Regions from separate parts of the Mus musculus genome. Here all the other regions are linked to region 1. Evidence: chromatin loops called from intact Hi-C (ENCODE). Cell type or tissue: left cerebral cortex. All regions are shown on one strand.

What was found. Hi-C counts contacts between places; a loop is a spot of excess contacts. Peaks named below come from ENCODE experiments on the same cell type or tissue, not always from the same donor. Only the 100,000 strongest peaks of a DNase experiment are listed, where the experiment ranks them.
Region 2: it touches region 1 in a loop (5-fold over the local background); 19 of 42 quality-filtered maps call a loop at or near these places.
Region 3: a loop joins it to region 1, with 7 times the contacts of the local background. A loop is called at or near these places in 2 of 42 quality-filtered maps.
Region 4: a loop joins it to region 1, with 5 times the contacts of the local background. A loop is called at or near these places in 6 of 42 quality-filtered maps.
Region 5: a loop joins it to region 1, with 6 times the contacts of the local background. A loop is called at or near these places in 19 of 42 quality-filtered maps.

Annotation. Positions count from the first base shown.
Region 1 is chr14:88,467,383-88,472,382 of GRCm38, forward strand. Pcdh20 (protocadherin 20) reads right to left here and starts at 4,014. Exons shown (of 3, transcript NM_178685.5): 1 at 3,999-4,014; 2 at 3,477-3,713; 3 at 1-2,348. The coding sequence starts at 3,608. In left cerebral cortex, a CTCF peak has its summit at 2,200; DNase peaks (open chromatin) are centred at 43, 2,036, 2,252, 2,726 and 1 more place; H3K4me3 peaks cover 2,414 bases; H3K27ac peaks cover 1,383 bases.
Region 2 is chr14:87,471,149-87,476,148 of GRCm38, forward strand. It overlaps Tdrd3 (tudor domain containing 3), which reads left to right. Exons shown (of 14, transcript NM_172605.3): 4 at 928-1,088; 5 at 3,551-3,692. Among named protein-coding and RNA genes, the nearest start is that of Tdrd3, 57 kb to the left of the region's middle. In left cerebral cortex, no CTCF peak of the experiment used is centred here; DNase peaks (open chromatin) are centred at 2,217 and 3,549.
Region 3 is chr14:88,541,900-88,546,899 of GRCm38, forward strand. No RefSeq gene overlaps it. Among named protein-coding and RNA genes, the nearest start is that of Pcdh20, 73 kb to the left of the region's middle. In left cerebral cortex, no CTCF peak of the experiment used is centred here; a DNase peak (open chromatin) is centred at 1,892; H3K27ac peaks cover 460 bases.
Region 4 is chr14:88,980,191-88,985,190 of GRCm38, forward strand. No RefSeq gene overlaps it. Among named protein-coding and RNA genes, the nearest start is that of Gm41225, 350 kb to the left of the region's middle. In left cerebral cortex, a CTCF peak has its summit at 1,894 (motif pointing left); a DNase peak (open chromatin) is centred at 1,913.
Region 5 is chr14:87,461,511-87,466,510 of GRCm38, forward strand. All of the region lies in intron 3 of Tdrd3 (tudor domain containing 3), which reads left to right. Among named protein-coding and RNA genes, the nearest start is that of Tdrd3, 47 kb to the left of the region's middle. In left cerebral cortex, a CTCF peak has its summit at 2,910 (motif pointing right); DNase peaks (open chromatin) are centred at 284 and 2,907.

The sequences.
Region 1 (5,000 bases):
TCACTCACTTTCACCAGTAAGCGATGCAACCCATAATCTGTCTGAAGCAAGGCTTCCTCCAGAGTGATGTTGCCAGTCTTGGGGTCAATTCTGAAAGACTCAGGCCTGGGACCTCTTCTCCCTATGATGCTATAAGCTATGACAGCATTCATGCCTGTGTCTTTGTCAACCGCATAGACTTCTGTTACTGGTGAGCCAGGGAGAGTAGAAGGTAGGACCAGCAAATAAGACATATTAGATTGAGGGAATAAAACAAGAGGAGGGTTATCGTTGATGTCCAGAAGAAGAATTGTGATTTTTGTGGTAGAGGAAAGGGCAGGCTCACCCCCGTCAACAGCCTCCACCCACAGAGTGTAAGAGCTTTGCTGTTCTCTGTCTAAAGAGACTTTAGCTCTCAACATACCCTTGCCTGTGTCTATGACAAAAATGTCACTCTGGTTCATTACGGACAGGGCTACCCATCCGTTCCTTCCAGCATCGGCATCTGTTACACTGATGACTCCAATTTCACCATACCCCGGAAAGTTTTCTGGGACAAAAAAGCTGAAGTCCTTGTTGATGAACCTCGGACTGTTGTCATTTTTATCCAACACAGTGAGGGCCACTGTAGCCACTGATTCTCTGGGTGGCGTCCCACAGTCCACTGCTCGGACAGTATACCTGTACTTCTCTTTCTCTTCTCTGTCCAGCTGAGTAGAAACTGTCAGAATCCCTGTGACACTGTCTAAGGAAAAGTATGACGGAGCATCAGGTCCCAAGAAGTAGGAAACTCGTCCCATCTCTCCACTGTCAGCATCTGTAGCGTAGAGCTTTGTCAGAAAGGCATTGGGTGCGTTGTTTTCTTCAATGGTCAATTCTATCAAGGGCTGAAGGAAAACAGGGGCATTGTCATTGTCGTCTAAAAGTTGTACTTTAATGATTCTCTTGACATGAAATCCCTCTGAGTTCCAGGCCACTACAGCTATTTCATAGAAGGACTGCACTTCATAGTCCATAGGCTTTGTGGTCTCCAACAAATATTCATTGTTGTACGGCTTGTAGGGTGCCAGCCTGAATGGCCCTTCACCATCCAAGAAGCAGTTAATCTTGTATTTACCTTCTGGATCTCTGATGGTAAAAAACGCAATTGGAGTATTAACAGGCTCCAGTTCTTTCAGGTACACAACACCATCCACCTCATTTGCGATATAACGTGGGACGATTTCTGGGGGTCTGAAAACGACTTTGATGATCGATACAAGAGCAGTGATCACTGCAGGGATACAGCCAGGTCCATTAGCTAGGATGGTGAGCTTATGTGTCTGTAGGACACTCCCGCCAATCTTACTGGAAAGCTTAATGACTCCAGTAACTTCATCCAGGTGGAATAAATCCTTGGTTTCCTGTGGAACTTTCTGGCTGTAACTGTAAGTGATCTGTGCATTTGTCCCCAAGTCTCTATCCACAGCCTGGACTGTTGCAACTGGGGTGCCCACTGTAGCATTCCCATAAACGGTGACATTAATTTGTGAGTCTATAAAGAGAGGACAATTGTCATTAATGTCACTTATGCCAATGGTGAGGGTGGCACTGCCCAGCAGTGGTGGAGACCCACCATCCTCAGCTATGATGATGCTCACATACTGGTCCTGGGTTTCTCTGTCCAAAGCACCCATGACAATCAAGTAGGGTGTGCGCTCCCCGTTCTCATTCTCCTCCACGTCCAGGGTAAACATGCCATGGTAGTCTAGTAAGCGATAGGTTTGCACACCGTTAATGCCTACATCAGGGTCCACAGCAGGATGCTCTATAGCCAATCGGGTATTTACAGGTGAATTTTCTGGGACCCAAACAGAGATTTCAGAAATGGGGAACTGCGGAGCATTGTCATTGATATCCCTGATGGCAATTTTCACCTTCACAAACCGAAAATATTCCTGAGGCAGGACCAGCACGTCCAGAAGCAAAAGGCAAGAGTCAGAAGAAGGAGAGGAGGCAATGGAGGTACTGCCGGCCCAGGCAGCCCCACCGCCCCCATCCAGGCACAATGCTTCTCTGTCGATCTCCTGTGCAGAAGTGTGCAGCTCGCCGGAGCGGTTGTTTAGGGTCACATACTGGCCACTCAGTCCCCCGGAGGCCAAGCTGAAAGAGAGAGGGGGGTTCCCCTCAGAGGCAGTGCGCTCTGGATGCAGCAACTGCTGGTTCTGTCTCCCAGAGGCCCGAGGCAGCAGCCTCAGGTCCTCCGCCAGGCTGCCTATGAGCACTCCGGCGGGCAGTCCCTCATTTAGGCTGTACAGAAGCTCGGTAGCACGGCTGTAACTCGCGAGGCAATTGAAGGGTCCCACGAAGAGGAAAAGCAGAAAAACATGCTGGAGTGAAGGAAGGGGACAACGGTGATTATACACTCCAGGAAGCAGAGATCAGAGTTAGGAAGTAGTGACCCCCCTCCAGGGACAATGCTAAACTTCCTCACCATTACCACAAACAAAACCCCTAATCTGAACTGAGCAAAGTAGAAACTTGCTGCCAGAGGGGAAAGAGCTGTGGGAGAGATCATCTCTGAAACTTAACTCCTTTCTCTTCATCTTCTATTCCGCATCCCGCATCCCTCCCCTGCCCCCAGCCCCCCACCCCCACCCCGCTCCCGCACCGTCTGGTAACTAGCTTCTCTAGTTAAGGTTTAGAATCTCAAACTTTAAGGCTTTGGGTCTCTGGAAACACAGAACAGAGCATACTTTGACGCAATTTGCTGGCTGCTTAACTAGACAGGAAAACCTCCGTAGGTTGTGGGGAAGAAAGGGAGGGGAAGGTGGCGAAAAGGACTGAGCAGTGCAGGATTTAGTGCTCATTGACATGATTCTACCATTAAAGTCCCAGAACATCTAATGTGATAGACTCGTTTTCTATGAGGCCAATAAGGACAGCAGCATCAGTTGTAACAATGACAACAACAACAACAACAACAACAACAACAACAACAACAACAACAACATCATGATGGAAAATTGAGCCATATTCCCTACCTGCTTTAGGGAGGAAAAAGATTTTTCATTTTAATCCGTACAAGAAATCAAATAAAGTGATCTGGATCTCTACCTCTTATTATGCCCTCTACCTCCTGCTAAGCTGACAAGCCAGCAAAGTAATCGCGAAAAATTATTATGCAAAGGCATTTGTCAGTTGCAGTAGACAGACGATTCCAAGCTGACATTGGACACAGGGATCGATCTTTACAGCCTGGAATATAAAGAGGATTGAGCGCATCCTCGACCCTCCACCTCATGCAACATTTCTGCTTCAGAAACTTCCTCTATGGACCCGAGGGACCAAGCTATTTGTTTAAAATACCTTGGGCTCAGTATCCCAAACTCCTTTCCCTCCCCCTATCCTCTCCTGAAGTTTGCATTCTGGGAAAACGTTTGAAAATACCATCCAGGAGTAGAAACAGCTGGAGAGCATTGCAACTTCTGGAGGACCCAGGGTTCGCGCATCCTTACCGGCAGGTTCCTGTGGCTGGTCCTGCTGCTGGGACGATGTAGATGCCCCATATCCAGGCACGGGTGCCAGGTCGCCGGGCGCAAGCTCACTGCCTGGACCAGCAAGCTGCGCGCGTTCCCTCGGCCGCGCATTCCCTGGGAGGCTGCAGTCAGAGCGCTCCAGAAGGGAGGGTGGCAGAGGACACTCCCTCTCTGTTCATGCAAATCGCCGGGGAACTTCAGCCAATAGTCACTGGTCTGTCAATTAAGAACAGAAACTCCGATGAACTGGAAAGCCTAGGTTCAGAAGGGGACATTTACAGTGTCCGCTCCTGGACAACCCACCAAAAGAGCCAGAATAAGGACTGGCTCTTTACAGCTGGGAGGAGATGCCACCAGGTTGGGGACCAGAGCACATGACTACTAGCCTTGACAAGCCTCGCTCCTTACTGCACCACTTAAATCCCAAGTCTACAGGTTGTTAGCAAGAAAGAGAGAATTAAAATAAATAAACAAGCTCCCTTGGTGTCTGAACGCACAGACCTGTTCCCACAAAACCAGGCTTTGCCAACAAATTCCTCCTTGTCAATGTGGATCCAGCAGTTCTTTGCACTGAGCAAGAAAACACACTTTTCTCAAACAAGATCAGTCTCAACTTCTTGGTGCCAAAGATGCAAGCCAGAAAAGCAAAGCTATGAAATCGGTGGAGGCTCTTCCTGTCTTCATTTTAATTTTCGCTATTGGTGATGGCAAAGCTGATAGTGTTTCTCGGTGTCTGCCTGTAGGTTTAATTTTAAAGGTAGCTCCAGTTTCTAGATGAAAGACAGTTTCTAGCTGAACGACGACGAGCAGAACATGGTGTGTGTGTGTGTGTGTGTGTGTGTGTGTGTGTGTGTGTGTGTCTGTGTCTGTGTCTGTGTCTGTGTCTGTGTCTGTGTTTGTCAATATATCTGTGTGTGTATTTGTGTATTGTGAGTAATAACAGCTATTATTCTGGAAGGGAAACACTGAAAGGAGAGAGGGCAGTCACTAAAGCTTAAATAAAATAGAGGTTGCTCTTCAAATGTTCCCACTTCTCTTCTCACTCTGCTCTCCTAAGGGTCTAATTGGGGGTATGCCCCTTTACAAAGTGGTCCTGGAGCTGTCCAGGTCCAGCATCCAAAATGTTTTGCTATCTTACTGACTCTGATCTTCAACAGTCTGTGACCTGCAATCTTTCATGAAATCAGTTGATGGGAGTATCCAGTACATTCAGTCTGTAGAACTGGTAGATCTACTGGGTATCATATAAGTATTGGCCAAAGGCATTCAGCTTCTCTTCAAGTCTACATTCTCTTCACTAGGCTTCTAAATTTCCCCCTAACTGCCCTGAACATAAAGTCTTGTCGGCTAAGTGACTAGTGACTGAGTTAAGACCAGAAAAATCTCTGCCTCTAGCATCAGAAATAACAATTCTCTGTACTTTCCAAAGGAAAGCTAATTTAATTTTCTTCTACCTTGTACTAACCAAAATAGAAATTGTTTGGCTAATGGCCATATTTTTCT
Region 2 (5,000 bases), 1.0 Mb before region 1:
AGATGAATGATTAGACGAGATAAAACTGAACGTGTGACATTGGTTAGTGCTGAGCAGTAGGTGTCTGGTTTAGAGACTTACTTACTTGAGGAAATAATGTGTAACTGTTTGCCAACTGTTCTTTGTTTTCTGAAAGTGTGTCTTAATTTTTTTTATGTACAGAAATATTTATTTGAAAACCTGTAATTTTAAAATAGCCCTTTTATAATCCCTAAACTATGATGCTAACTTAAAGATCTATTTTGTTATGTGGAAATGTTCATTTCTGTTAAATCTGTTTTTTTAGATGTAAGCAAATTAAACTGTATTTCCCCAGTTTTGCTATCAGCATATTATTATATAAAACTTTTAGCTTTATAGCTAATTACACCATTGATTTATTTTGTACTTTGACTGAAAGTTGGCAAGAGAGAACATTTTTTTTCTCTCCTTGTCATATATCATTGGATTTAATATCATTTTCAAAGGGAAGTGTAGAAATAAGTGAAACACACTCCTTGAACTTTATGCATCTTACACTTTGGAGCATTGTAAAGTTGCTGTTTGAACAGGAAGCATTCCTTTGAATTACTGCCATAAGTTGATGTCCTTAACATATTGTCATGTAGTCTGTCTCCTGAACTTCTTCCTGTTCCTGTGAAAGGGGAGGGAATAGGGTTTATGTGGACTGTTTCAGACACATAAGACTAAAGTGTGACCTCTGACCTTTTATTCAAAACCAGAGCTGCTTTCTTAGTGCTTTCGTGCATTGGAATTATCTGAAAGTGGAAATTTTACCTCTGTGAATTAATAAAGTGAGTTCAGTCTTGACTTCAATTGAAGCTATCTCTATAAATAATAATAAATAACAATTAAAGATAGGAAAATTGTGTCATTGAAAGTAGAACAGCGGTTAACAAATGACTTTTGTTCTCTTGTGTGTGACAGCTTGAAGGTCCATGTGTCTTACAAATTCAGAAGGTCCGCAATGTTGCTGCGCCAAAGGATAACGAGGAATCGCAAGCTGCGCCAAGGATGCTCCGCGTGCAGATGACGGATGGGCATACAAGTTGTACGGCAGTAGAATTCAGTTATATTTCAAAAATAAGGTGACTCATATAACTTGTTAAGAGGACCTGAGGGTGCTTTTCAAACCTGATTTCATTGTCAGAACTTGAAAAAGCAGGAATGGAGTCTTAAGTGAATGCTGTACTTTTCCATAACAGATTCTGGGGTGTTCATGTCTGTTTTGTCTGACAGACAGTTAGGGACGAAGGTAGTTATCCTTCATTCTGTCGTAACTATAAAACAAATTTAAGATATATATGCATGATTTCTTTTTCCAGAAAATCTTTGGAAATTCACTGTTTAGAAAACAGTAGCATATCTTTAAATATGTTTTTTTTTCCCCAACAGATTAGCAGCTGTACTTATGTGGTGTGTTAGTACACTGTTTAAGATTCTAGTCAAGTTTGTAGGCTAATATACTTTCTGAGGAGATAATTAAGGCTAAAGAGGTTTGTGGCTTCCTATTTTGTAAGAAAGAATTATTTAATGCGCAACCTTCCAAATTCTTATTTTGTTTAAGAATATGTTTTTTTGTTAAACAAATTTTTTTGTTAAAAAAATGTTTAGAAGATATTTTTATTAAATCCTTGAGCATTTAATATAATGTATTTTGATAATTTTCTCCCCTTCCCAACTCCTCCTAAATCCACTACCACTCCTTACCCATGCTGATTGCCTGGAATTAGCAGAGATGTGTTAGTGTAATTGTGTTGCTGATAGTTACTGCTGATCTCGGGGATGGGACACTGTACTCAGCAACTGCCCTTTGACTCCCGAGCTCTGTAAGGCAAGGTTAGGCAAGGCAAGGCTCTCTGTGACTCTTCCTTTCATCAGCTTTGAGTTATGACTAGGAATGTTAAGCTTGTGAGGCTCAGGACAATTTTAATGGCTTTATTGAGATAGGACTGATAATATGCAATGATACACATATCAGACCTACCTGATACACAGAACAATGTCTAATCTGTCTTACTGTGTATGGCTTCTTTGAAGTTTGAGAATGAGGCACATTCTAACTTCTTTTCCCTAATGATTTTTAGTAGCCATCTTTGAAAAGGCTGTGGTATTAATACTCACTGATTTGATGTTGCATGTATCAGCATGTGATGAATTTCATGAGCCTGAGAAATGTGAATAATGAAGCCATTGTGGAATAATTTTCTAATTCATCCCAAGTGTTTCACGGCAGACTATTTTAGGAGTCCTATTTGGAGAGCCTTTCCTCTTGCTGGATGTGGGAAGAGATGGAGTGGGATTTATATCTGTGCTTTTACTTTAGAACAGACCTACATGATGAGGTGAATTTTATCCTGAGTTTCCTTTAGCCAAGTTTCCTCTGGTTTTTGTGCAAGATTTTGTGATGCAAGGTTTACCAAGCATCTGATTAACACTGGCCTTTAGTAGATCAGTCTCGTTACACTTAATGCTCATGATTTCTGAGTCAGTGTGAAAGAGTCTTTTTATTTTTTATTTTTTTTCACTCTTTGTGTAATTTATATAGGCTGCACAGAAATATAAATTGGGGATTAAAATCTGGGGGTTTTGAGAGAAGAGTAAGTCATTAATAGGAAGCGTGGTATAGGTTCTCAGGCATCCTCTTGGCGGTAAACGGGCAGAAACTTGATGGCCCCAGCCTTCTCCCCGTTTTGTCAGTTTCAATACACACCCTGCCTTTGGCTTCTTCTCATGTCCTTTAAATAACTGGTTGAGGTCCCAGACCATCCGGCCCAACACCCCAGCCAGATCATAGATTTGAAAGAGTCTTTTTAAAGTTATTGAATAACTAATTCTCGTGTTCAGATGGCTAACATGGCTAGATGACTAACAAAAGGATTTTTATAGATTACCATGGCTCATATAGGTGATACATTTCTGTGTTTATTACTGGTTAAATATATTTTTCTATATTAAAATTTAATTTAATAATGATATATATTTGTCCTGTAGAGCAAAACCTTATAGGAAAGAAAGGGGGGCATTGTATTCATATGCTACAGTTGGAAGTACTTTACTGGCTGGGGAGGGGGCTCAGTGATGAAAAGTGCTCTTACATTTCAGTTCCCAGCACTCTCATGGCGGCTCACAACCATCTGTAACTCCAGGGTCCATGGTCCTGACTCCATACATCCATACATATACACAGAAGACCCACAGACAGAAAATACATTTTTAAAAAGAAAAGTTTTCCCTTGTCTTTCCTTTTTTTTTTTAACCACAGCTTTGTGGAGTGAGATTATTTCTTGTCCACATTTGTTGTAACTTGTGGAAACTGAACCTTGCTTATGTATGTATGTATGTATGTATGTATGTATGTATGTATGAATGGACTGATTGATTGCTTGGTCTTCATTTATGGTGATGCACTTTTACTTCATAGCTAGTCCTCTTGGAATTAGTTTAGATGTTAGTATATTGTGACTAAGTCATACGGCTCCTTTTCAGTTGTGGAGGAGTTTCAGTGCAGCTCTAATTACTAACTCCTTTGGTTTTTCTTTTGCATCAGCCTGAACACACCACCTGGCACAAAAGTGAAGCTCTCTGGCACTGTGGACATAAAGAACGGATTCCTGCTCTTAAGTGACTCTAACACCACAGTTCTTGGTGGTGAAGTGGAACACCTAATTGACAAGTGGGCTTTACAGAGAGTAAGTGTGCAATACAAACTATTAGAACATAGGCGCTCTTCCCACAGCAAGTGGCAGCAGTGGTCTTTTGTGTCAGAGTTACTAAGATAGCACATGATCCTCAGTAGAGAAACTATCTGCTGTGCTCTGACACCATTCTTCCTCAAAAGGAAGTGACAGTTTTCAGTACTTATTACATTTTACTCATGTTTTAAATGTTAATATTACAGTATCTTGACAGGTTTGAAATTTGTTAGTTAAGAAAAGGACATATTAGATATCCTTTATATTAGAAATGTCAGATCAGTGCTTATATAATTTTCCAACATCCCAGCAAGAATCTTTCCACTTAAAACCATTAAGTCAGGTAGGAACTTACTCAGCTTCCAACAAAGACACACAGACAAGCGTGCATACACTCTTGTCCGCCATTCTACTTTCTGTCTCTATGGTCTTGACTATTGGAGTATCTCTTAGACATGTTATGATAATAGTATTTGTTCTTTTGTGTCCAGCTTATTCTGAGTAAGATAATATCTATATTGTAGGATGTCAGAGTTTCCCTCCTTTTATTGGCTCAATAGTATTCCATTGTTTATGAACACTACATTTTGTTTATTCATCTGTCAGTGGGCATTAGTGTTGCTCCTATCTTTTGGTCACTATGGCTAAAGCTGCTGTGAATGTGGGTGCACAAATAGTAGCTCCTTTTAGTTATTTTGCATGCATACTTGTAGAATTGCTGGATTTTATGGTAGTTTTGTTTTATTCGTTTAATAAGGTTCTGACTTCTACAGTGGTCATCTTCTCATAGTACCTATTTTCTCTCTCTCTCTCTCTCTCTCTCTCTCTCTCTCTCTCTCTCTCTCTCTCTCTGTGTGTGTGTGTGTGTGTGTATGTGAAATAGAACTACTCCTCGTTTCCATGTGCATTATCCATGGCACAGTGATGCGAGTGTCTTGTTGTGAGGTTGTTATTCTCTACTGAATCCTCCATGCTATGCTATGCTTTCTGCATTGTACACCCAGGTTGGATTTACTTCTTCCCTTAGGAATAGCGATCCTATGCTATGTCGGGCTGGGTTGTGTTTATATACTGGCCAGGTCACTCATTGTGTGTAAAGGGAGCTTAGGTCTGGCTTTTGTACCTTCAGCAGTGCAAGAAATAGGAGTCTGAGTTGTTTTTAAATTTTCATGTTAACAAGAAATGTTAATTTATGTTAGCCTTTAAAGGATGTTTAAGTGCAAACTGAATTGATTTATAGCTGTTTACATAATCCTTTCCTTGTAACTGAATCGAAACTGAGCTCAGGGCCCTGGACAATCACGT
Region 3 (5,000 bases), 75 kb after region 1:
ATAAAGACAATCTTTAATTGGGGCTGGCTTACAGGTTCAGAGGATCAGTCCATTGTCATCAAGGCAGTAATTTGGCAGCATCCAGGTAGGCATGGTTCAGGAGGCGCTTCTACAATTTCATCTGAAGGCTGTGTTAGGGATGCTTCATCTACATGTAGAAGAACTTGAGGGATTGTCCTGATGTAAGGGGATGGGGGAGGCTGTGACAATATGACAGGGGCCTGTGCCAAGGGCCTCTTATCATTCCTTTAGGGTCTCCAGGGCTTCAAGCCTTTAGCTCAACCAAGAACCAGGCTTCCAATCATGGTACACTGCACCCCCCCCAAAGGAACTAAATACAAGGAAGTTTTTGGTAATAAAGGTGGGGTATGATGAAGTATATATTTTCAAAGAGATAACCGGACAAACCACATAGAGGAGGTATAGTAAATATGGGTGTGGATATCTACAGAGAGAGACGAAAGCTAAAGAACGCACTGGTTTTGAGTTTTGGAAACTAGAAGAAAGCTTGTGTTGTTCTATAGATAGTGATTGTGATGGATGATAGGTGAATTTTCTTATTAGGATGTGTTGACAGTGAGAGATTTCTTGACAATCAGTGAACAAGTTATGGGGAAGTATCTGGAATTATTAATGTACATATTACGAGCATGTGGGTGAAATTTGGAGTTGTAGGAATAGATTTGAATTCAAGAAGGAATTTCTGGTGCAGAAGGCATCAGCATGGTAAATTTTACACATTAAAATTAGAGAACTTCAGTGTTATGTTTTCTTCACTTCCTCCTTCACCATAATTTCCCAAGAGATATGGAAGATAAACAGTATTTTGTATTATAAATCCTATGTGACTCATCTACTATCTTACTTTACAATATGTATTGTATCATGTACTAACAATAGTAGTCTGCTTAGAATTGCTGCCTTAATATCAATTCTAGAGTACTGGGCTAACTCAAATTGAACATATCCTGAGCCTAATTCTGATCTATTCTCAACATGACTTTCTCAGTTTTACTAAAAGCACTCCCCTTTGTTCTGTGTATCAGCTAACATACTGACAGTATCCTGTCATGTCTCTAGCCATTTCAACCATGAGCACTGGTCTGCCTTTAGTATTGATTCAAATTGCAAGCTGTAAACTCAGTCATACTAATGCTTATTGTTTCCAGGTCTACAGCCACATGTGTTTTTAACTCATTGTTTTCAATTCTTCTAATGGATATCACTGAGCCTCAATGTTACCTTACCTTTGTCAACATAGGTCAGTAAATTTATTCTTCAGAATCTTTGGATTTTCTGATACAGTTTCAGAAGAGCTGTTTTCCCCACATCTTTGCATGAATTGCCCTAATTTAATTCAGGTCTCTCCTCAAATAAACTTTAGAAAGGATGCATATAATTACTGTGGTACTTTATTGCTCATGATTTTTTTGACCTTATTGTCTTTATTTATTTAATGAAAATACTAATATTTTATTATTCATCTAATTATACTTTCATCTGTTCATTATTTACCTCTGTCATTGGTATTTAAATCATATAACAACAATTCCTATTTATTTATTGGAAGGACTTAAAATACCATGATGAATGAATGAAAAAAAGGTGGAGGTCTATAAAAGATTTAGCAATGCAAATGTTTCATATTTGTCTCAATGCTGTCTCAAGTAGAACTATTGGACTAAATGAAGAGAAAATATTTAAAGATAGAGAAATTTGAAACCTAAAGCATTCTTTGGTTACTTCCACTAAGGCATTCACATATTTGGCCGTGAAAAGCCTGCATTTTCTATCTGAGCAGTCATGTTTCAGCTCTTGCCATTATGTTTGCCTTAAGAATCTTTGAAAAGTGCAACCAGACTGCCTACTTCCAGAAGGTTTTCTTTTCTTGTGCTGAATGTAGGCCTTTTATATTTAGAAGCACAAACTCTTTCCTAATTATATACAACCTACTGTTCTAAATTCTGCATTCCACTTAGCAGTTTAGTGCTGTGCGCTTTTCTCGGTACCAATTTTGGTGTCAGAAATTTGACATTTAGATTGCTTTTGAAAACCAATGGCAAAGTGGAATTCATACTGAATAAACCTTGCCTTTGCTTTCATAGTTCCATTTCAATTGTCTTTTCATTTATATACAATGATCTATCTGCAGTGTCATGGTGCCAATTAAAATACTCATCTGGATTTATAAATTCAGAGGAAATGTTTATTATCCTCGGTGGGATAATTTTGCTAATTGTTTTCCTCCAAACAAGGAGGGCTATAATGAAATTTGCTTAGAGCATTAAACATCTGTAAATGGCTCATATTTTTTAAGATCCTGTATTGTATAGGGATAAAGTAAGGGGAACATCAAAATACTAAGTAATTTTGATATCAGCTAGTTGTCATGTCTCTGAAATTTTCATGATATGATTTCTCCTGTGGAACTGCAGTACTTTTGTTTTTTGATGTGTTAGTTTGAGAGTTCTTTCTCCCCCTCATTCTGTTTTTGTAGCCCTTTCCTTATGCGTTTATGATTTGTGGGTGTAAAGCATGTGCTAAACATGAAACAGTGTGTTCATTACTATGTGTAGCTATTTATAATAAAGTGTGACTTTACGATTAAATGTTAATTTAAAAATAAAAAGAAAATGAAATCCAGCCTCTTTATCTTAGTGCATGTGCTGTTTAGTAAAAAAAACAAAAACAAAAAACAAAAACAAACCATTGAAATTGACTATTTTAAATGTGTCCTATAATGTCTTTGGTAAAATTTTGTAATAGAATAAAAAATAGTATTTTCAAAATCCCCCCAGGAAGTAGTCTAATGTTAGTCATGCTAGAAGGTAGTTTGAAAAAGGGCAAACTCATTAAATGATTTCTATGTGAATATTTTTATCTATAAAGTAAGAGTGAAATTATTGTGTTTATAGTTTATCCTTGAAGTACGTTTTCCCTTTCATTGTGAAATGAAAGTAGTTGGTTGTATTCCCAAACATTAGCTAAACTCTGAAGCCTCTCTTATAGCTTTTGGTTGTTTAACATTATCTTTCACTACATGTAACAAAGACAAAACAAGAATTGCCCTTGACATTTGGACATTAGAGATGAGAAATACTGTATACCAGAACATTTTGTGCTAGAGATTTGTGAAATTTATCACACAAAAGGTGTGTGAATTGTATTTATATCAGTCATATTTTCCGTGAACTTTCACATTCTCTAACGTAAAACTTTCTGTTTTTTCAAACGCTGTAAGGCAATTTTGCAGACAACCACTGCTGGCTTAGTTTTGATTTAAGCAAGCTGGATATTATGTTTTGCTTTTAGTTCCAGTAAAAGATTTAAGGACTTTTCTTTAAGAAAAGACATGATAACCTGATTTGTATTTTAATAATTTTATTGCATATAGTTATCATATTTTCTCCAAATATCTCTGTTTATGCCTTTGTATTTCTTTAAATTGAAAGGTAAATAACTTAGTAATTGAAATTCTACTAATTTTAATGCTGTAAGAAATTTTAAAATACATAATACAGGTGACATAATGAAAGACAGAGGGAGAGAGAGAACTGAATGGGAGAGGGGAGAAGGGGAAAAGGGGAAAATGACCAAGTATTGGAGGGAGGGGCAAGAGTGAAGCCCTGAGGGCCAGCAGAAAACAAAAATAATATATACTTATCAATTCTCTAACAGTAGTTTTACTTTGAAATAGAAGATAAAAATAGGGAATATGCTTTTCATTTTGGATGTCAAAATGTAATTACCATTGAAGCATTTTATAACATTGATCATCTTTTACAATTCTATAAAGCATAGCAGGATAGAAGTAAGAAAGCAGAAGTATGAAGAAATCATTGCAAAACTGTGTATTATTATTGGATTTGGCTTATATTATCTAATGATGAATTGTAACTTATCAATAATATTTGTGTTTTCTACTGTTCTTTTTTATTTTTAAACAATTTCTGTGATACTTATTCTTCTTGAGCAAAGTTTTATCCAATATAAAGTGCTGATGCCTACTCTCAGTATAAATGTAAAAGTAGAAAATGAAAGAAGAATATCCATCCAATCAAGATGTTAATACTATATGCAAATGTCTATCAAAGCTATCCTGATGAGTGGCTATGCTACAGAGAAAAATGTCCATTGCCAACAATGTAAATATTGAATCTCATGCCGGGCAGTCATGGCACACAACTTTAATCTCAGCATTTGGGAGGCAAAGGCAGGCAGATTTCTGAGTTCGAGGCCAGTCTGGTCTACAGAGTAAGTTCCAGGACACCCAGAGCTACAAAGATAAACCCTGTCTAAAACAAAACAAAACAAAACAAAACAAAACAAAACAAAACAAAACAAAACAAAACAAAACAAAACAATTGAACCTCATAAGTGTGTTGGATGTAACTATAGGCATTTTTTTAAAATAGAAGATGAATAGATATTTCTGTATGAGAGGAGAACAATGTAATACTGTATGACAAATAAAAGCTCCAGGAAAAAAAATGAGAAAATTAAACCTAGGCAAGTAAGTTCACAGAAATCCAGCATAATATAGATTTTTTTTAAAAAAAAATCACAATTGTATATTTGTAAAGAATAGAGAAATGGAATCTATAAGAGGGCAAAAACTAAAGTACCAATAAATTTTATGGAGACTATTGGGGTTGTAGAAATTATAAAATGTCAACCACATTTTTATTTTAATCTATTTAAAGCCTACCTGCATGGAACAATCTCTAACAATTTAAAATAGCAGAGCTATTTTATTACTGTATTTCTTGCTTTTAGATAAAGAACAACAATAAAGCTAGAACTCACACAGTAGGACGTTTTTGATGATTGAAGGCAGCAATCAATTTTCCGTACAACTGTTTGCATACTATGCAATCTGTTTGTACTTACAAATACATTTCCTCATTCATAAATTTTATAGAAAGGAAATATTCACAAATGATATTTTCATTAAGAAGTTTAGATAATAAAACACGTCATCGTTTTATCTCTTATGTGGA
Region 4 (5,000 bases), 510 kb after region 1:
CAATTTTAACTTTAATGAATTCTATTATAAAGATCTATATAATATTTATACCATATAATGCATATGTATATTGCATACATACATGTATATATCATATAATATCTATAGTGTATGATATATATTACATACATGTACATAAGTGCACTGCACACATGCCTGGTTCCCACAGGAAACCAGAAGGATGTGTCAGAAAGATCTCAATGAGTTGGAATTTCAAACAGGTGGTTTTGTTTGTTGGTTTTTGCCATTGGTTTGTTTGCTTTGTTATTTTAGGCTTTTTTTTTTCTTATTGCTTTTATGTTTAGAACTGAACCATTGCCTTCATAAGCGCAGCAAGTGAGCATTCTGTCCAGCTCTCTCCAGTGTTTTGTTAACAGTATTGCTTTTAAGGTTTCGCTTTTTCTTGACCACATCTAGTACGAAATTATAAACAGCAGTGCACACACATGTACTTGTGTTCCCATATTTTCCCCTCTTAAACTCATATGACTTTGTCAATAACTTATGTTGCAGTCCACCATAGGTTTACTTCGACTAAAGAGTAAAGAGGTATCTATTAAATAAATAACTAATAGACGACCAGTTAATCAAAAAAAAAATACATGAAGTATATATAGCTTTGAACTTAACATGCTTTTCTAAGATAAGTTAAAATATAGGATTTGTACCTAATTTAAATTTTTTTTTAACCTTGATGGTTTTCTTTTACTTAATGAAAAGTTGTTCTGAAATTGCTATTATTGTTCATAAAATACAGGCTGGATTCTCTTTAAAATATAGATGGTATGCTCATTCTTGTTGATACTGGGCTTCTTTAAATAGGTAGGATTATATCAGTATTCACATAGACTTTATATTCCAGGCTTCATGTTGCAGACTTTCTCTTTTAACACCATTGATGTAGAAACTTTCAATCACTCACTAACAGACTCCACTAAGGATCCCACTGAACTTTTGAACGCTAGCCAGCCCATGTTTCCACATTTAAACCCGCTCAGCACACAACCCTACAGCTTAGACTTCAGATTTTCATTTCACTACTATCAAAACATCATATTGCTTTGTCATTTTCAATCAATATCTATAGATTATATAGTTGATTGTATTGAAAGTTTTAAAGAAGCTGTGCATTTCTCAATGAGACCATCAACTTGCTTTCAGAATTACAAAAAAAGCATTAAAATTGGGCATTTTAAACTCAGGGCTAAAGAAATATTATATATATAAACAGCATAAGAAGTTAACATTTTTAATTTCATATTTTTAAAATAAAATACACACACTGAAATCATTGGTGAAAAAATATTCTTTCTTGTTTTGTTTTGTTTTGTTTTGTTTTATTTGTTTTTTTCCAGACAGAATTTCTCCGTGTAGCCTTCAATGTTCTGAAACTTGCTCTGTAGACCAGGATGTCCTTGAGTTCGGAGAGATCTGCCTGTCACTGGGTCCAAATTTCTGGGATTAAAGGCGTGTGCATCATCTCCCAGCTAAAAATATTCTTGAAATCCTTGATCATCAGTTATAAACAGGTATTTAAAAAAGCATTTACAATCATAGAAATAAGTAAGATTTCAAAATTCGCTTTGGCATTATTATTAGTGCTTCAAATAAAACTTTAACTGCAGTTTGCTGAAGATATTTAAGGAAGAATAAACTTACCAAATATGAACATTTACCTTTCCCCATTCCTTAATGTGAGCTAATAAACCCATTTAATATCTGTGATTAAAATGCATGAATTCACTTATGATTAAACCATCAAAGGTAATGGCTAGGTTCAAATTTTAATTATTTTAACTACTTAAAACACCGTGTTTCTGTTTTATTCTTAAATTCAACTACAGATTTCAAAATGGTAAAGGAGCCAAGCAAGCTGGCAGATGAGTCGAAGGGTATTTGGCGCCATCTGGTGGCAAATATAATTATTTCCCCGGTTATTATTATTTTTTTCCATGTTGGTCGTTAAGCCTACGAATAAAAGTCCATAGTTTTAGTTCTTCCATTCACTGAGAAACTTACCTATCTGTAGACATGTCTGAGTTTCAACACAAGGGATCTTTTTATAGCTACTCACAGCATGTCTATGTTTCTTTTAATGCATTTACCATGCCAATTGCTCTCTCTCGAATTACTTACTCCTTTATACCTTCAATTTTCCTATCTGAATTTTTTTCACTAATCATGTTCAAACCTGAAGTAATACCTCTGCTAGGGAAGAGGTCCTGAATGCCTGTAAGTTTCAATGTATCATTTTTACTCATGGAAACTGTTACTACAACAAATTACAAATGAATGCCTTTTGCTGAAATAGAAATAAAATGTGAAACACTTAGATTGAAATAAAAGAAGGGAGAGTTAAACTGTAAGAACTTAGTAGCAGTTAAACAGGTTAATCAAAATAAGGCCAGTCATATCATTTATATGCTTTATACTCATATCAATGATGAAGATCGGAGCTTTAGCAGGCCGAAGAGGTTTTTGTGTCGTTGTTGCTGTTTGTTTGTTTTATACTCTGGGTCTGTTACAGATATCCGATGTTGTTTTATTAATTGCAGAAACTGTGTGTAATTACAAATGTGATGAAATTTTTATTTGCAAATAAAGTTGTGTCTATTGCTAGCAAACTACAACTCTATAGGGCCTTTAAGAACTACAAATAGAAATTATTTCATAGAAGATGGCTCTTTTGCAACAAAATCTCCTTGAAATGTCTATATGTCTTCTATGAACTTTCAAAGAAGGAGGTTTTTTTCTTTAATTCGTCAGTCTTCCTACATTCCCACCATTATCCTGTGTACAAATTAAATCCTTTCATAAAAGCTTACGGACATCTTTCATACAAGCCTCGTCTAATTTCTAAAGAGCTTATTTACTTCTGCCTCCTCACATTTTTAAAATAGAATTTTAAGAATTATTATACAACATAGGGACTGGCAGTTTATATATTATAAGACAATCACAACCAGATTCTGATGCAGGGAAACAGAGCCTACAACTCCACAGCTATGCTGATACTTGGTTCCCAACAACAGATCTGTTCAAAAGACTCCTCTTTCAGTATAGAAAGAATAGCTAAAATGGTATTGAGTAGCACTACACACTATGCATTTGGCTGCTTTCTACTAAAACACCATGATCAATAGCAATGTAGAGGGGAAAGGCTTGATTTCAGTTTATAATTTTTACTTCATCGTGAAGTAAAGTCACGGCAGGAACTTACAGCAGAAACCTGGAAGCAGGAACTTAGCACAAACCCTAGAGAAATCCTGCTTACTGACTTGCTCCTCAGACTTGCTATGTACACTTCCCAGAGAGCATTGACCACATTGTACAACAATCATCATTCAAGAAAATGTCCAGATTTTCCTGCCACCTCTCTGCCCACCTTCATTAGTCTTACTGATCCGGAACCATACGCACGGACCTAAGCCTAGCATAACTGTCTTCTGAGAGGCTCCACCCAGCAGCTGATGGAAACAGATCCAGTTACCCACAGCCAAACACTGGATGGATCGAGGAGACATGTATGGATAACTTAGAGGAAGAAATGAAGGCCACAAGGTAGGAACTCCACAGGAAGACTAACAGTGTGAACTAATCTGTACCCTTAGGGCTCTCAGAGTCTGAACCACCAAAGACCATGCATGGGCTGGATCTAGCATGCCCCCATATATGTAGCAGATGGGAAACTTCGTCTTTATGTGGATGCCACAACAACCAAAGTAGGGGCTATCCCTAAGACTGCCTGTCCCTAAAGTCTGTCTGTGAATATGTTTCCTTAACTGGGTTTCCTCAGTGGGAGAGGATGAGCCTGCAGAAGCTTAATGTGTTAGGGTGAGGATCTCCATCCTCTCAGACAAGAAGTGGATGGGGTATAAGGGAGAGACTATCTGAGGGGGATCCTATCTGTGACTCATTCTACCCAATCTTTTTCTCATTCCTCTCTTTGTCATCCCCTCAATTAGACATCACTTTCAAACATGGCTACTGCCTTCTACAAACCAACCTTGCCTCCATTGTTAGTGTTAAAGTATGCATGTCTGTATTCCAGCCAGAGGGATAAAAAGTGTTGCATTCTAGCCAGACCACACTGACCTAAAATGTCTTTGGATGTGTTCCTTTGCCAGAGAAGCTATGTTGCTGGATTAAAATTCCTCTACAAAATGATACTTAATATTAGTAATTAAATTTGGAACACAGAACTTTTACTTTTGTCTACCGGACTACCAAACTAGGCAAATTTATTATGACAAGTTGTTATCATGGAAGCTATTAAACTTTGTGTAGTAATTCTTCATCAGCAAATTCTGACATTGTCCAAAGACACAAATATATTTATTTGTCTATGTTCCTGACATAGAATGCTCACAAAATTCTGTGACATTTAAATCATCAAATTTTAGTAGTTTAACAAACATAGGTTCACTTTCTTTATCTGGATAACAAAACTTGAACATCTTTTTATTAGTAGCATAGGCATCCCCATTCCACAAAAGAAATAAAACCTTACGCTAAGAAAGTTTACTATACATATCCACGGATTTTTAGTAGTTCCTTAAAACCAATGATTGTCATAGAGTACCGAGAAGGATTGTTTCTAAAAGTTACATGTGTACATAAAATAGGATTATACAAATTATTATCACTTCCTTTATAGGAATGTACATGTAATTTATGTACATTGTAACTCACTTATGCCAGGAGCCATCAGAAAGAAGTTAAACGCTAGCAGGTCATTTTCCTAAGATGGTTCTGCCATGGATTAAAATCTATGATAGATTTGCTTCTGCATGTGAGGTCCAGGAATTGTTTTAGGAAAGATTCCTTTTATTAATATACTTTTCTTGTAATTATTAAGTATATATAGCAATCACTAGGTATTAGTCCACACTTTTGAGCAGACTTCTGCAGAATAAAGATGTACTTTATTTTAGTAATGCTACATAGACAAAAAGATGATTCTTAATTATTAATGATGATCCTATAAGAATTCCTAAAAT
Region 5 (5,000 bases), 1.0 Mb before region 1:
TAAAAGCGCCCAAATGTTAATTAATGACCTCGGCTGGGTTGCTCGTTACTGAGCTCTCCAGAAGAATTCAGGGAAGGACTCAAGCACAGGGACCGATCTTCATTGTCTGCATTTAGTCCTGACCGTCCTGGAGCCAGACTGGTGTTTGTGGTAGGACCAGCGATGGCCTTAGCCCTGGTGTGACTAATTCTGCCGAGTCCCAGTCTGTCTGTGACACTCCCATCGCAGAGGAGACGAAGACAGATGCTTGAGGACTGGGAACATTTCCCAAGTAGTTAGAAGCAAGGAGAAGAGGGAACCGGCATCTTGTAGGAATTTCCTCCGTTTGTTGTGTGGGATTTATTTTGAAAAAGCCTCCCGAAAGTGTCTTCCGCAGCTCCTTTCTGGGCCTCAGATACTTCACAGTGTTCTGGAGCGTTTCCAGAGAGATCAGCCACTCTCTTCAGAGGTGGATGGGAGGAGGCTACATTTCATCTCCCAAAAGGCCAACGCTTGTGTTGTTGCTGTTACGATTAGTAAGACTAAGATAACACTATTTTCATGATTTGGTAATTTCAGATTAGAAAGAGAATGGAAAGCTAGTAGATTTTTGATCCGGTCTGTAGTCTACTATGTATTTAATCTCATTTCAAGATGTCTTGGCCTTCAGAAAAATACTTCATTTGGATTTTGCAGCTGAAGTCTTAGTCATTGCTATTATCATTAATTATTTTGAGAGAATATAGAATTGCAAAAGGTAAAATTACTTTATTAGTAATTATGATATTTTCCCTGAGGGCTTTCTGTTGTGATTGTAAAAAGATAAATATTAAGACATGTTCTATGGGCGTGTGGTGAGGTGTGGGGGAATGGTGCCTTGGCAGGCCCCTGCTAAGTAAGGATTCCTTCCCTCTGAGGACCAGCCTCATGATGGTGTAGTATAGAATAGAGTTTATTTATGCCATGGGGAGGGGAAGAGTAGTAGAGGCAGAGAGAGGCAGAGAGGGGAGAGGAGAGAAGTAGAGGCTGGCCATGGCCATGTAGAGAGAGGGAGCAGGGGAGTGCAGAGAGAGAGGGGAGCAAGAGGGCAAGAGGCAAGAGAGTAAGAGGACGGGCAAGCAACCCCTTGTATAGTAGGTCAGGCCTACCTGGCTGTTGCCAGGTAACCGTGGGGGTGGACTCCAGGCAGAATATTAACGCTTTCCCCTTCTCATTCCATCTGTGGCATTATTTTGAAGTTTTTATGTACCATGTGTTTGACCATAGTTTCATAGATTTCAAGTAGAGACTTGGAAAGTGGTTGAAAAGGTAGACAGAGGTTTTCTTCCAGGTTTCCCACTCCAGGCTATGTGTTCCATAGGCTCCCCATAGGCACTGCAGGCTACATGTTCCATAGGCTCCCCATAGGCACTGCAGGCTACATGTTCCATAGGCTCCCCATAGGCACTCCAGGCTACATGTTCCATAGGCTCCCCATAGGCACTGCAGGCTACATGTTCCATAGGCTCCCCATAGGCACTGCAGGCTACATGTTCCATAGGCTCCCCATAGGCACTCCAGGCTACATGTTCCATAGGCTCCCCATAGGCACTCCAGGCTACATGTTCCATAGGCTCCCCATAGGCACTGCAGGCTACATGTTCCATAGGCTCCCCATAGGCACTGCAGGCTATGTGTTCCATAGGCTCCCCATAGGCACTCCAGGCTACATGTTCCATAGGCTCCCCATAGGCACTGCAGGCTACATGTTCCATAGGCTCCCCATAGGCACTCCAGGCTACATGTTCCATAGGCTCCCCATAGGCACTCCAGGCTACATGTTCCATAGGTCCCCCCCAACCAGGCCCTAAATGTTGGAGACTGAGTGAGTGAATGTGTGTGTGTGTGGTGTATGTTGTGTTGTGTTGTGTGTGTTGTGTGTGAGAGAGACCCAGAGAGGTAGGCAGGCAGGCAGGCAGTGAGGCAAACTGACAGAGACAGAGACACGTGTGTGTGTGTGTGTGTGTGTGTGTGTGTGTGTGTGTGTGTGTGTGTGTTATATCTCATGAAATCTCTTAGGTTTTTAAGGACAGGATGTTCTGAAGTCTTGGGACAGCTGGTAGTACACAAGCTGGAGACCATGGGAAGTAGTCATAATGTAAGTGCAGTATAGTTAATATTTTTCTCTGTTCAATTTTAATTTTTTGTTATTTTCATAGATGTTTAAAACAAAGTAGGCTTGGTAATTATAAGAGATAGTGTAGTTTGAATGCTTTGTGTTCAGTGCAGTTACTGGAGGGTTTTGCACATTGTGGAAGAAGCCTAACAGGAAGTGTCAGATAGCTTAGGGAGACTGTCCTGAGAGAGGGATACCAATGTCTCATTTGGTTGTTTCTGGTTCCCTATAAACCACCAACCAATCAAGTAACAATTACTGAGCAATAATGTCCAGTTAGGTAAACCAAGGAGTTTGTTGTGGTTCCTTGCAGAACTATCTGAGCCAGTTGCCTATGGAGCAAGTGTTGGCTCAAAGGCAATGGCTTCACGGAAGTGTCACCCTGGGCCGGTGAGCATGCTGTCTGAATGCCCTGCAGGTGGCTCGGCAGGTTGGAGAATCTTCTCCAAGCGCCTGGACTCATTGTCATTCAGAGAAGTGAGGACTCTGAGCAGCCTCTCCCAGGCAGTTTCCTGTCCCCTCAGCTTAGGGAGGGCCTCATTAAGCTCTCTCAGCTCTGCAGGGCTTGGTCTACCCGCAGTCTCCTGAGCCGCCCTCCAGGAGGCAAGGTTTCAACCTGAAAGAAATTGATACACAGCACGCACGTTCCAGAGTTATTTCTTTTTAAATTGTAAGTCCTCATCCTGACAGTTGCATACGACTTTTTAAAATGTGAAGCTGATTTAATGCTTCATTTTTGCAAGCTGAAGTGACTGGTCAGAGCTTCAGCAATACCACGGTGAGCCACAAGATGGCGGCCTAGCCTTAAATTTCAGAAGGAACTGTCCTCTTTCTCAAGTTTAGACAGTGAATAGTTTTAAGAAAAAACAGAACAGAACAGAACAGGTAAAAGGTTCAGGTTTTAATGGAAAGCTCTTTTCTTTCTTCTTGGTTAATGTAGTCTGTTGTAAATATCAGCTTATTAGTGTTCCATTTAGTGAGTGAGTTATTAAAATTAAGCTTGTTCTTATATTTTTTAGAAAAAAAGAATAAAATTAGGAATTTGTGTTTTATTTACTAGGGTTTAGTAATGCAGTCCTTCTAAGTGTAGTCAGATACATTCTGCAAACTAAAACAACAATAACAACAATGGCACTTAAAAAAATAAGTTCTGCAGCCCAAGGGGGCTGGCCCAAAGCTTTGTCTGTAGTGGGATGTGTTCTTCCACTAGCTAGGCTGCCCTGTCTGGGCTCAGTGGGAGAGGAAGTGCCAGGGTGGGATACCCAGGGTCTCACCTGCTCAAAGGAGAAGGGGAGGAGGGTTGGGGAAGGCTTGTGGGAAGGGTGACCAGGAGGAGAGCAGTGAGCAGGATGTCAAGTGAATAGGCAAAAATAAATAAATAAATAAATAAAAGTAAGTTCTGTCAGGAGCAATAAAGGTCAGAGTGGGAAGTGGGGCCTCTGCGTGCAATCTTCACCTGCTCCCGTCCTGTCCTGGGTCCATTGCTGAAACTACTCAAAGCAGTGAGGGCCATTTGGTTGCAACTGTTGCTTTTGTTGTTCGGGAATTTCAAGGTTGGGAGATTATTCAAGATATTTTTTGTTTGTTTGTTTTTAAGTTTTGGAGACAGGGTTTCTCTGTGTATTCCTGACTCAGAGATTCACCTGCCTCTGCCTCCCCAGTACTGGGATTAAAGTCGTGCACCATCCTGCCTGGCCTCAAGATAGGTTTTTGAAGGCTTTAACATTTCTAAAGGGCAAACACTTTATAGTCACTTAGTAAATATACTACCACATTATACTTTTCTTTGTATTAATACATTACCATCGTTATTGTCTTCACGTAAGCAGTCTTGTCTGTCTGTCCGTGTATTCTGTATGGTCACTTTCTGTATGCTCTGTGTGCCTGCTCTTTCTGTATCACTTGAGAATCAGACATTCTTGGCCTCTGCTTCTCCATCTTTGGAACATCAAGTCTTGTTTAGAGCTGTTTTCAGCAAAACCTTCTTTTGTTCTCTTTTTGAGGCTTTGAGGATCTCCGGTGACTAACGTTAAATGATTGGTCTTTATTATTGGTACATACAGTCTGTGGAGCCCCACTAACAGAAACTACCACGGTGAGCTCAGCCTTTGTAGCTGCAGCACCCAATGTCCTTCAGCTGTCGGCAACCTGCCACATTGTCTGCAGTTTCCAACTCAAGTGCAGCCTCTCTCCTCATTTCCAGTTAGGCCTCAAAGAATGATATTCTCATTGCTCTGGATGTCACTTCTGCTTTCAGTGTTAGCTGTAGAAGTTGCAGTAGAAGGTCAGCGTGCTTGAGGGAGGCAGCTCCACGATTGCATCTATTTCTGTGTCACAGTTGCTGATGACCTCTGGCAAACTATTTCTTTCCCTGGGCTGTCAGGTTTTTTTTTTTTGTTTTTTGGTTTTTTGAGACAGGGTTTCTCTGTGTAGCCCTGGCTGTCCTGGAACTCACTTTGTAGACCAGGCTGGCCTTGAACTCAGAAATCCACCTGCCTCTGCCTCCCAAGTGCCAGGATTAAAGGCGTGCACCACCACCGCCTGGCTTGCTGTCATGTATATTTACATGAAGATAGAGAGCAATCTTAATGGGCTGTGTAATTCCACAGGTGAATTCAACAATGTCTATAAAGCGCCTGCCTTGGCTCCTGGTACAATTTTTGCATGTTAATTATAGTATAGCATTAGAAAATCATTCTTGTTTATTTTATTCTTACTGTTGTTTGAGAGAGGTTTGCCATATATACGAGAACAGCTTGAAACTGGCTGTGCGGCCAAGGGTGCCTCATCTTGGTTGATCCTCTGGGCCTTAGCCTCGCAGGTGCTAGGCTTACAGATGTGTTATCTGTCAAGTGGTAGTTATCTG